Linked DNA regions of Homo sapiens: region 1 is linked to region 2. The links are chromatin loops, found by intact Hi-C in ENCODE. Cell type or tissue: B cell. All regions are shown on one strand.

Evidence for each region. A loop is a pair of places that touch in the nucleus more often than their neighbours do. Peaks named below come from ENCODE experiments on the same cell type or tissue, not always from the same donor. Only the 100,000 strongest peaks of a DNase experiment are listed, where the experiment ranks them.
Region 1: it touches region 2 in a loop (10-fold over the local background); 7 of 110 quality-filtered maps call a loop at or near these places.

The regions. Positions count from the first base shown.
Region 1 is chr14:70,815,630-70,820,629 of GRCh38, reverse strand. MAP3K9-DT (MAP3K9 divergent transcript) reads right to left here. Exons shown (of 2, transcript NR_184164.1): 2 at 4,582-5,000. Among named protein-coding and RNA genes, the nearest start is that of MAP3K9, 8.6 kb to the right of the region's middle. RefSeq lists an enhancer at 2,604-2,898. In B cell, CTCF peaks have their summits at 2,571 and 2,776; a DNase peak (open chromatin) is centred at 2,769; H3K4me3 peaks cover 384 bases; H3K27me3 peaks cover 572 bases.
Region 2 is chr14:70,666,330-70,671,329 of GRCh38, reverse strand. TTC9 (tetratricopeptide repeat domain 9) reads right to left here. Exons shown (of 3, transcript NM_015351.2): 2 at 3,584-3,766; 3 at 1-254. The coding sequence ends at 175. Among named protein-coding and RNA genes, the nearest start is that of TTC9, 27 kb to the right of the region's middle. RefSeq lists enhancers at 3,946-4,446, 4,447-4,947. In B cell, no CTCF peak of the experiment used is centred here; a DNase peak (open chromatin) is centred at 2,009; H3K4me3 peaks cover 1,347 bases; H3K27ac peaks cover 5,000 bases.

The sequences.
Region 1 (5,000 bases), 150 kb before region 2:
CTTAGTCAGTATACTGGCACCTGTCTGTAAAAGTGTTTTCTGAACTCTAAAATAGTATATAAATGTTGGCTGTGATTACAGTGAGTGGTACAGTTGGTAGGTCGGTGGCTTCGTCTTCGTATACTAATGGAGGGTATGTCTATCAGTGCCCAACCTACTGCCTAGTACTCAATAAGCTGTCAGTCACTCTGCCATCCCTTGCCCACATCCCAGGAAGGAGTGTACCCATGCAAAAGAATGGCAATTCCATCATGTACAGAGCTGGGGAAGAGGGCAGACTATAAGATAACGAAGAGACATCATGAAGCTGCAAGCAATTGCACCTGACCTGGGTATCAACAAAACCCCAGGAAGCAAAGATGGGAAGGCTTCAGGTTGGAATCTCCCCTACTTTTCATAAAACACAAAGCACAAGAGAGTTTCCCTGATGTTCCACCGGCCAAGCAGGCTTCTCTCTGGGGCTCCCACTGACTTCACAAAGGGCTCCATCCAGTAACCCAGAGAACAGGCAACTGTCTTAAAGGTCTCATCAGTGTCAGGAGACTCATGTCTCATGTCTGTGAGCAAAAGATTCACAGCCTTCAACTAGGAAAGGAATAGCCACTTAAAAGGTCTCCTTGAGTAGAAATCTGGAAAACCACGTTAAAGGAGAAAGTATTTTATTATTTGAGTCTGAATGTTTTCTAATCATTATTGCGCCCTTAGTCATTTTATAGAGTTAAGGTTCTCAGGGACTAGACTGTTGTCATTTAACAGTTCTTGAATGAACTCCAGATGATGTAATCAACTGCCCACTTGACATCTCCACTTGGGTATAGAACAGTGATCTCAAACTTATCATGTCTAACATTAAACTGGTGAGATTTGCCCCCAAACCAGCTTTTCCCACATTCTCCGTTAATGGCAACGCCAGCCTTCCAGTTGCTCAAACCAAAAACCTTGATGTCATCCTTGACTCCTCTCTTTCTTTTATTCCCTTTCTGATTCATCAGCAAACCTGGTTGGTCTACCCTCAAAATGTATTTCTAAATTCTGGCCACTTTTGACCATACCCATTGTCACCTCCCTTTTCTAATTTGCTGTTATCCCTTGACAGGCTTACTGAATAGTCCCTTCCTCTCACAGTCCCCGCACTTGCTTTCTGAAGCCTGTTGCAAACCCAGTAGCCAGAGTGATCTTGTTGAAAAGGCAGACCACACCACTCCTCTGCTCATTGAAATCATCGGTGTGGCAGGGCATGGTAGCTCACGTCTGTAATCCCAGTACTTTGGGAGGCCACAGCAGGAGAATTGCTTGAGCCCAGGGGTTCGAGACAGTCTGGGCAACATAGTGGGACCTTGTCTCTACAAAAAACAAAACAAAGCAAAACAACGACAACAACAAAAATTAGCTGGGTGTGATGGCGCATGCCTGTAGTCCCAGCTACTCAGGAGGCTAAGGTGGGAGAACCGCTTGAGCCCGGCAGGTTGAGGCTGTAATGGGCTGAGATCACGCCATTGCACTCCAGCCTGGGCAACAGAGTGAGACCTTGTCTCAGAAAAAAACAAAAACAAAAACAAAAACAAACCTCTTCAATAGCCTGTCTCATTTAAAGTAAAACCAAAGTCCTCCTTTGACCTGAAGGACCCCATGTGAACAGGCCACCCTACCTCTTATAGCTCTTACTACCCTTGAGTTTGCTATCTTTTCATGAATACACAGGCATTTTCCTGTCTTAGGGCCTTTGCACTACCATGCAGTTTGCCTGAATGCTCTTCCCCTGTATCTGTATGACTGGTTTCCTAAATTCTTTCAGGTGTTTTTACTCAAAAGTCACCTTGTTGGCCGGGTGCCATGGCTCACACCTGTAATCCCAGCACTTTGGGAGACCAAGGCAGGTGGATCACCTGAGGTCAGGAGTTCAGGACCAGCCTGGCCAACAAGGTGAAACCCTGTCTCTACTAAAAATACAAAAATTAGCTGGGCATGGTGGCATGTGCCTGTAGTCTCAGCTACGTGGTGGCTGAGGAAGGAAAATCACTTGAACTGGCAGGCAGAGGTTGCAGTGAGCTGAGATCATGACATTGCACTGCAGCCTGGGCCACAGAGTGAGACTCTATCTCAAAAAAAAAAAAAAAAAAGTCACCAGTCACCTTATCAAGGAGGTTTTCTCTGGCCACTCAGAAAAGTAGCCCCTCCTAACATTTCGTATCCCCCTTCCCTTTTATTTCTTCTTTGCATTTACCCCTCTCTAATCTGGTATTATATATTTTAGTTGCTTACTTTGTTTCCCCCATTAGAACATGAGCTTTATGAAGGGAAGAGATGAAGGGATTTTTGCAGGAAGGGATTTTTGTTTGCTGTGTTCACTATTTTATCTCTAGTGCCTTGAATGGTGCCTGACATGTAGTAGACACGTGTATAAATATTTGGTGAATAAACGAATGAGTAGAATAAAAAACGAAGGACCCCAAATTAGCGCAGACCTTTTAGCAAGTCACTTATCCTCTCTACACTTCAGTTTCTTTGAATGTGAAATTGAGTTTTGCATAAGACAGCTCCGTTTCCCTCCAGCTATGTGCAGACATCCCTGAGTTAACTTGAAAAGCTGGGAGCACAAAGGGTGAAGATTTGGGTTCAAGCCCCAGTAACATCACTTGCCTGAGTCTTAGTTTCCACACTTAGTTAGCCCACACAACAAATTGAAAGGGCTCCACCCAGCGACCGCGAAGGTTATTCTAGTTCTTAACTAGAAAAAGCGTAATTATAAAAGGAAGAAGGCGCCATACCCCTCAATACCACACGGCGGCGCAATGGTCCACCTTTGTCTCTAAGAGGGCACTGCTGTGCCAAGTCCGTTATGAAACAGCCACCACTACCGTGCAATGTGTTATTCAGACAACTGTGACGGTTGCTCATTCCTCAGATCTTATTGGTTTGTTTAAATAACAAAAATATTTAAATTGTTACTGTTTTAGATAAGAAGGCACAACTCTCAAAACCAAAACAGAGAGCTTACGTTTGAGTTCAGTCTTGCCAACGTGATTTAAAGACCAAGGTTTGCCGGGCGCTGTGGCTCACGCCTGTAATCCCAGCACTTTGGGAGGCCGAGGCGGGCAGATCAGCTGAGGTCAAGAGTTCGAGACCACATGGTGAAACCCCGTCTCTACTAAAAATAGAAAAATTAGCTGGGTGTGGTGGGTGGGCGCCTGTAATTCCAGCCACTCGGGAGGTTGAGGCAGGACAATCGCTTGAACCTGGGAAGGCGGAGGTTGCAGTGAGCGGAGATGGCGCCACTGCACTCCAGCCTGGGTGACAGTGTGAGCCTCCGTCTCAATAAATAAATAAATACAGACCAAAACGTTTGAAAAGCTAAAGTCTAAATCCGTGTCAGGTAAGGGGTGCCACAGCCATGCTAACTTAGTCCACATATGTGTCTGCACATAACCAAGAATTTCCCTCCATGAGGTATGAGGGGTGAGGAGTAAAGGGACTGTTTGGATTCCAAGACTTTTGTTTGCTTGGAAGAAGCCGTTAAAGCGTCTAGCAAATAAAAAAGACTGTGAACCTAAGCAAGCCGTTAAGTAACAGGAGTCATTGTCATTATTGTTACTTATTAGTAGTGTCATCCTCAGCTTCTGTTTTCCTTCCTCCACCATCTCTCCAACTAACAATAATGATTTTAGTTTGAATTTTGTATTTAAAAAGATAAAAGTGATTTTGTAGTTCTTTATTACAATTACACAAATATCACATGGTTATTTTTGCTGTAGGAAAAAGAAAAGTAAAATGAAGGTGACATAGTTTGGCCGTCTGTCCCCGCCCCAATCTCTTGTTGAATTGTAATCCCCAATGTGGGAGGTGGGGCCTGGTGGGAGGCGATTGGATCATGGGGGCGGATTTTTCATGCATGGTTTAGCACTATCCCCTTGGTGCTGTCTTCAGGATAGTGAGTTCTCATGAGATGTGATTGTTTAAAAGGGTGTGGCACCTCCCCCGTTACTCTCTCTCTTGTTACTGCTTTCGCCATGTGACGTACCTGCTCCTCGTTGCTTTATGCCAGGATTGGAAGCTTCCTGAGGCCTCCCTAAAATCAGATGCTGCCATGCTTCATGTAAAACTTGAAGAATCGCAAGCCAATTAAACCTCTTTCCTTTATAAATTACCTTTTCTCAGGTATTTCTTTTTTATTTTTATTTTTATTTTTTTTGAGACAGAGTCTTGGTCTGTTACCCAGGCTATCTCAGCTCACTGCAACCTCCGCCTCCTGGGTTCAAACGATTCTCCTGCCTCAGCCTCCCCAGCAGCTGGAACTACAGGCACGCACCACCTTACCTGGCTAATTTTTGTATTTTTAGTAGAGACGGGGTTTCACCATGTTGGCCAGGCTGGTCTCGAACTCCTGACCTCAGGTGATCCACCCGCCTTGGCCTCCCAAAGTGCCGGGATTATAGGCGTGAGCCACCGCGCCTGGCCAGGTATTTCTTCATAGCAATGCAAGAACAGCCTGACACAGAAGGCACTAAAAATTACCCATGCTCCACCACTTAGCTCAGAAATAGCTGTTAAGATTTTTATATTATCCACCCAACACATTTGTAATTATATTTTATAAGGATTTTTACTACTCTTTCATTTATCATTATACTGTACACATTTCCACATCATTAAAATTTTTCATAATTATCAACAATAACATGTTTTTTTATAACCTGTTTAAAATTGACAAAAAGTGTATATATTTATAGTATACAACATGATGTTTTGACATATGTATGCACTGTGGCGTGGTTAAATCAAGCTAATTACCATATGCTTTTCACATACTTATTTTTTTGTGTGGTGAGAACACTTAAAATCTACTACCTTAGCAATTTTAAAGTATAAAATATATTGTTAACTATATTGACCATGGTGTACAATAGATCTCTTGAACTTATTCCTTTTTTCTAACTGGTAACCATCATTTTCCTCTTTTTCTATGAGTTCAACTTTTTTAGATTCCACAAGATCTGTTCCAT
Region 2 (5,000 bases):
GCATCTCTCCTTTTCGTACTGGGAGGAGACAAAGAGCTGGGGTGCAACAGGAGGAAAAATGAGGAGCCAGAAGAAGTGGGGAGAAAGGGACAGAATCCAGGACGGGGCTCTCTGCCAGGGGATGCCTGGAAGTCCCCGGTCAGGCGTGGGCGCAGCTCTGGAGCTGCTTCCTGGTTACATGGCTTCTTTTTCTCTCTGGGAGCATCGGCTGAGTTTCATCTCCGTCAGCTGGATATACCGAATCACGTTGGTGTCTGTGAGGAGAGAAATAAACCTTAGGGAACACCAGGTGAGGGCAACTATCACATTTACAAGGAATTAGCAAAGGCTGTGTCTGCAGACATCCAACAGGCCAGGCTCACTCAACCAAGGTCCCTTCTGCCTATCCATGGTGGCTGAGAGGGCAACTAGATGTCGACCCTCTCCTTCACTGTCTCCCCTTAGCAAATGTGGACAGGTTGGCATGACCCAGGGGATGTGAGAGAGAATGGGTGGGAGAGGAGAGAGAATTTCTCTCCCTCTTTCTATGCAGCAGCGTATCCCAGTGGTTTCCCAGCCGGCGCAGTTAGTTTAGTGAGACCCCAGTTGGAGTTTAACATCAGGCAAGTTGCCAACTTCTCTGAGCCTCCTGTACCATCTGCAAGAAACAACCTCTATTTTTTTTTGTTTGTTTGTTTTTTGAGATGGAGCCTTGTCCTGTTCGCCCAGGCTGGAGTGTAGTGGTGCAATCTTGGTTTGCTGCAAACTCCACCTCTCAAGTTCAAGCAATTCTCCTGCCTCAGTAGCTGGGATTACAGACACATCCCACTGCGCCCAGCTAATTCTTGTATTTTTAGTAGAGACGGGGTTTCATCATATTGGCCAGGCTCGTTTCAAACTCCTGACTTTAGGTGATCTGCCCACCTTGGCCTCCCAAAGTGCTGGGATCAGAGGCGTGAGTGAGCCACCGCGCCCAGCCAACAAGCTCCATTTTTGAATGCCAACCTTGTGCCAGGTTTCTAACCTTCATGATCTCATTTAATCCTCAATACAATCCCGCAAGGTATGTATCCTTCTCCTCACTGTGACAAAATGGAATAGGGACCTAGCGAGATTGAGTCAGATGCCAAGGAGACACATAGTAAATGGTGTGTCTGGCTGCAAAGCCTGTCTCTCCTGAGGACTGTAATACCTGCCTCATGAAATTGCTCTGAAGCCCAAAATAGGTAAGTCTAAAAGTGCTTAAAACAATGATCAACAAATATTAGTCTAATGTAATTTTTTTAAGCTTGAAGAGTTTAAAATGACTTTGCTTTATTGTCTTATTTTTGTCGTTATAAGCAGGGTCAGATGACCACCTCACCAAAACTGGGGCATTTCTTCCCAGTTCCTGTTATTAGTGAGGATGGCATGGCAGGGAACAACTGCTAAGTTCCACACACACCATAACATAAGAGTGACAGGGCTGCCTGGAATAGTTACTTCTGGAAGTAGAAATGAATACTATATCATGCTAAAAAATGCCAGGCGTATCCTCCAGAACCGTGCTGGCAGATAGCAGTGCTCCAGAAAATTCTATTGAATGAGTCCAATGGTTAGTCTTCAAGCTGCTTACAGTTGGTGGAACACGATTTATGTACGGAAAATAAATCAACAACAAGGTGTTCTTTAAAAAGATAAAAAAAGTATACATTTGGACATTTGTGACTTGATTCTAAAGTTTTTTAAAGACTTTTGAAAGGAAGATTGAGTTTAAAAAAAAAAAAAAAAGGCTGGGTGTGGTGGCTCATGCCTGTAATCCCAGCACTTTAGGAGGCCGAGGCAGAAGGATTGCTTGAGCCCAGGAGTTCAAGACCAGCCCTGGCAACATAGCAAGACTTCATCTATACAAAAAATAAAAAACATTAGCCAGGCATGGTAGTGCATGCCTGTAGTCCAAGCTACTGGGGACGCTGAGGTGGGAGGATCATTTGAGCCCAAGAGGCGGAAGTCGTAGTGAGCTGAGATCACACCACTGCACTCCAGCCTGGGCGACAGAGCGAGACTCTGTCTGAAAAAAGAAAAATTATTAACCATATAAACAACAAAAATAGCAACATCAAGTCAAAGTTGTTTAAATGTTACTTCCTCAGAGAGGCTCTTTCTGATCACTTGGTCTAAAATAGCTCCCCCCTCTTTACTCTTTTTTATTTTTTTTGAGACAGTCTCGCTCTGTCACCCAGGCTGGAGTGCAGTGGCGCAATCTTGGCTCACTGCAACCTCCGCCTCCTGGGTTCAAGTGATTCTTCTGCCTCAGCCTCCTGAGTAGCTGGGACTACAAGTGCGTGCCACCATGCCCAGATAATTTTTTGTATTTTTAGTAGAGACGGGGTTTCACCATGTTAGCCAGGATGGTCTTGATCTCTTGACCTCCTGATCCACCCACCTCGGCCTCCCAAAGTGCTGGGATTACAGGCATGAGCCACCGCGCCCAGCCTTACTCCTTTTTTTTTTTTTTTTTTAGACAAGGTCTTGTTCTGTCGCTCAGGCTGGAGTGCAGTGGTGCCATCTTGGCTCACTGTAGCCTCCGCCTTCCAGGTTCAGGTGATCCTTCTGCCTCAGCCTCCCAAGTAGTTGGGATTACAGGTGTCCACCACCACACCCAGCTAATTTTTGTATTTTTAGTAGAGATGGGGTTTCACCATGTTGCTCAGACTGGTCTTGAACTTCTGAGCTCAAGCGATCCACCTGCCTTGGGTTCCCAAAGTGCTGGAATTACAGGCATGAGCCACCACGCCCAGCGCCCCCATTTACTCTTGATCTCTTTATTCTGCTTTATTTTCTTCACAGCGTTTATTACTACTAAGTATTTCATTTGTTTACTATTTGTTTGCTTGTTTACTGGTTGACTTCTAGCCATCCCTTGGTAGAGAGCCCCTCCCTGGGTTCTGTCCCCTCTCCACACTTTTTTTTCCCACTTACAATAGACAGTGAGCCATTATAATATAAGCTCTTTGAAGGCAACAACTTTCTTTTGTTCACTACTATATACCTAGCAATATTGTACCCCCTCAATAAATATCTGTGGAATGAATGAATGAATGACTGGTGGATATGATCTAAGTGAATGCTATAGATAACACATGTCCTAAGGAATAGCATCTGACTGGAGAAGTCAGAGCATGCTTCCTGAAAGGTGCTGGGCTTAGCATCAAATTTGCCTGTTTGTATTCTGTGTCATCAACCAGATGTGAGCGCCTCATGGGTAGCGGCAGTGTCTTTTCATTGATTCCCTTGGTGCTTAGCACAAATCTTGGCACATAGTATGAATTCAATATATATATATTTGTTGAATAAGTGAAGAGAGCTGGATTCTGAGTTGAAAAAGATGAGGAATTCTATACTCTATTTGAAGAGAAGAGGGGCCTGTGCTCCCTGGAACTCAAACCCTAGGCAAATGCATGGGCTGTGTGCTCCTCTTAGGTCTTATCATATATATCTGATCCCTAATTTTGCCATCTCTGTCCCTGCCTGGCCCTCCTAGCCAAGAAAACTGCTGAAATGAGAAGGTCCCAGGAGCCACCAGAGCAGGGAGGAAGTAAGAAAACAGCTATTTCCGCCTTACCTGTTGGTTGTTGGGTCCTTGCTTCTTTCAGGTAGTAGAGTGCTTTGTCATAGTCCCCAAGGTGGTAGAAGGCCACACCAGACCGGTAAAGGGCCTTGAAGTTCTCCCCTTCCTTCTTCAAGACTTTGAGGCAATATTCCTTGACTCGTTCATAGTTTACCAGCTCAGCCTGGAGCAGGCAGGCTATGGAGGAAGGGAGGGAAAATGCCATCAGCACAACAGTGGCCAGCTCTGCATGTTTCCCTTGAGTTGCTTCTCTCCAGAGGTTTAGCAGGGTTGGGGTTTTCCACTGGGGTTTACATCTTGGGATTTGTCTTCCAATAATCCTAGCCTCCCTGACCAGTTTCATCACTAAAAAGCCATGTTAACAAGGCTTGAGCAAGTCACTTAACCTTGTATTATGGGTTGAATTATGCCCACCCTTCCACCACCAAAAGATATGTTGAAGTCCTAACCTGCAGTACACAAGAATGTGACCTTATTTGGAGACAGGATCTTTACAGAGGTGATCAAGTTGAGGTCATTACAGTAGGGCCTAATCCAGTGTGACTGGTATCCTTATAAAAAGGGGAAATATGTACACAAAGACAGACACACACAGAGGAAAGACGACATGATAAAACATGGGGAGAAGAGAGCCATCCATAAGCCAAGGAATGCCTGAGGCTACCAGAACCTCACAGAGAGGCATGGAACAGATTCTTCCTCACATCTTTCAGAATAACAACCCACCAGCACCTGGATCTTGGACTCCTAGCCCCTGGAACTGTGAGATCATACATTTCTATTATCTCAAGTCACCCAGTTTGTGGGACTTTGTTGTAGGCAGCCTTAGGAATAAGCTACCAGAGGCAATCATCATCTCTTCATCATCATCTTCATCATCATCATCACCATCATGGCCAATATTTGTTGAGTGCTTACCTTGTACAGATGCTGGTCTCATTGTTTTACATGTATTACTGATATAATCCTCAGAATACTCCAATGTGGGTACTATTACTGTTTCAATTTTATAGGTGAGGAAGCTGAGGCCCAGAGAGCTGAAGAAATTTCCCAAGTCCACACAACGTGAAAGAGACAAAGATGGGATTTAAGCTGAAGCTGTCTGGCTCCAGAATCCAAGTCCTTCCTAATCTAGTTGTTGGAGGGATTATATAAAATAATGGCCATAAAGTACTTAATGTGGGCTTGGCACATAGCAAGCATGAAAAAAATGTTAGTTAACATTCTTAGAATTCTTTTTAGTCTTGTACCAGTAACATCTGCCTCTGACTTCCCTCAAGTTCCCTTTCATGTATATTTGTCTCTGCAGTTCCTGAGAGAGGGGGCTTTCTGGTAGGCTAGTGACCAGCTCATACAAGCCACATGTCTGGACATGAGAGACCTAGGTGTCCCAGGCAAGAGGAAGCTATGG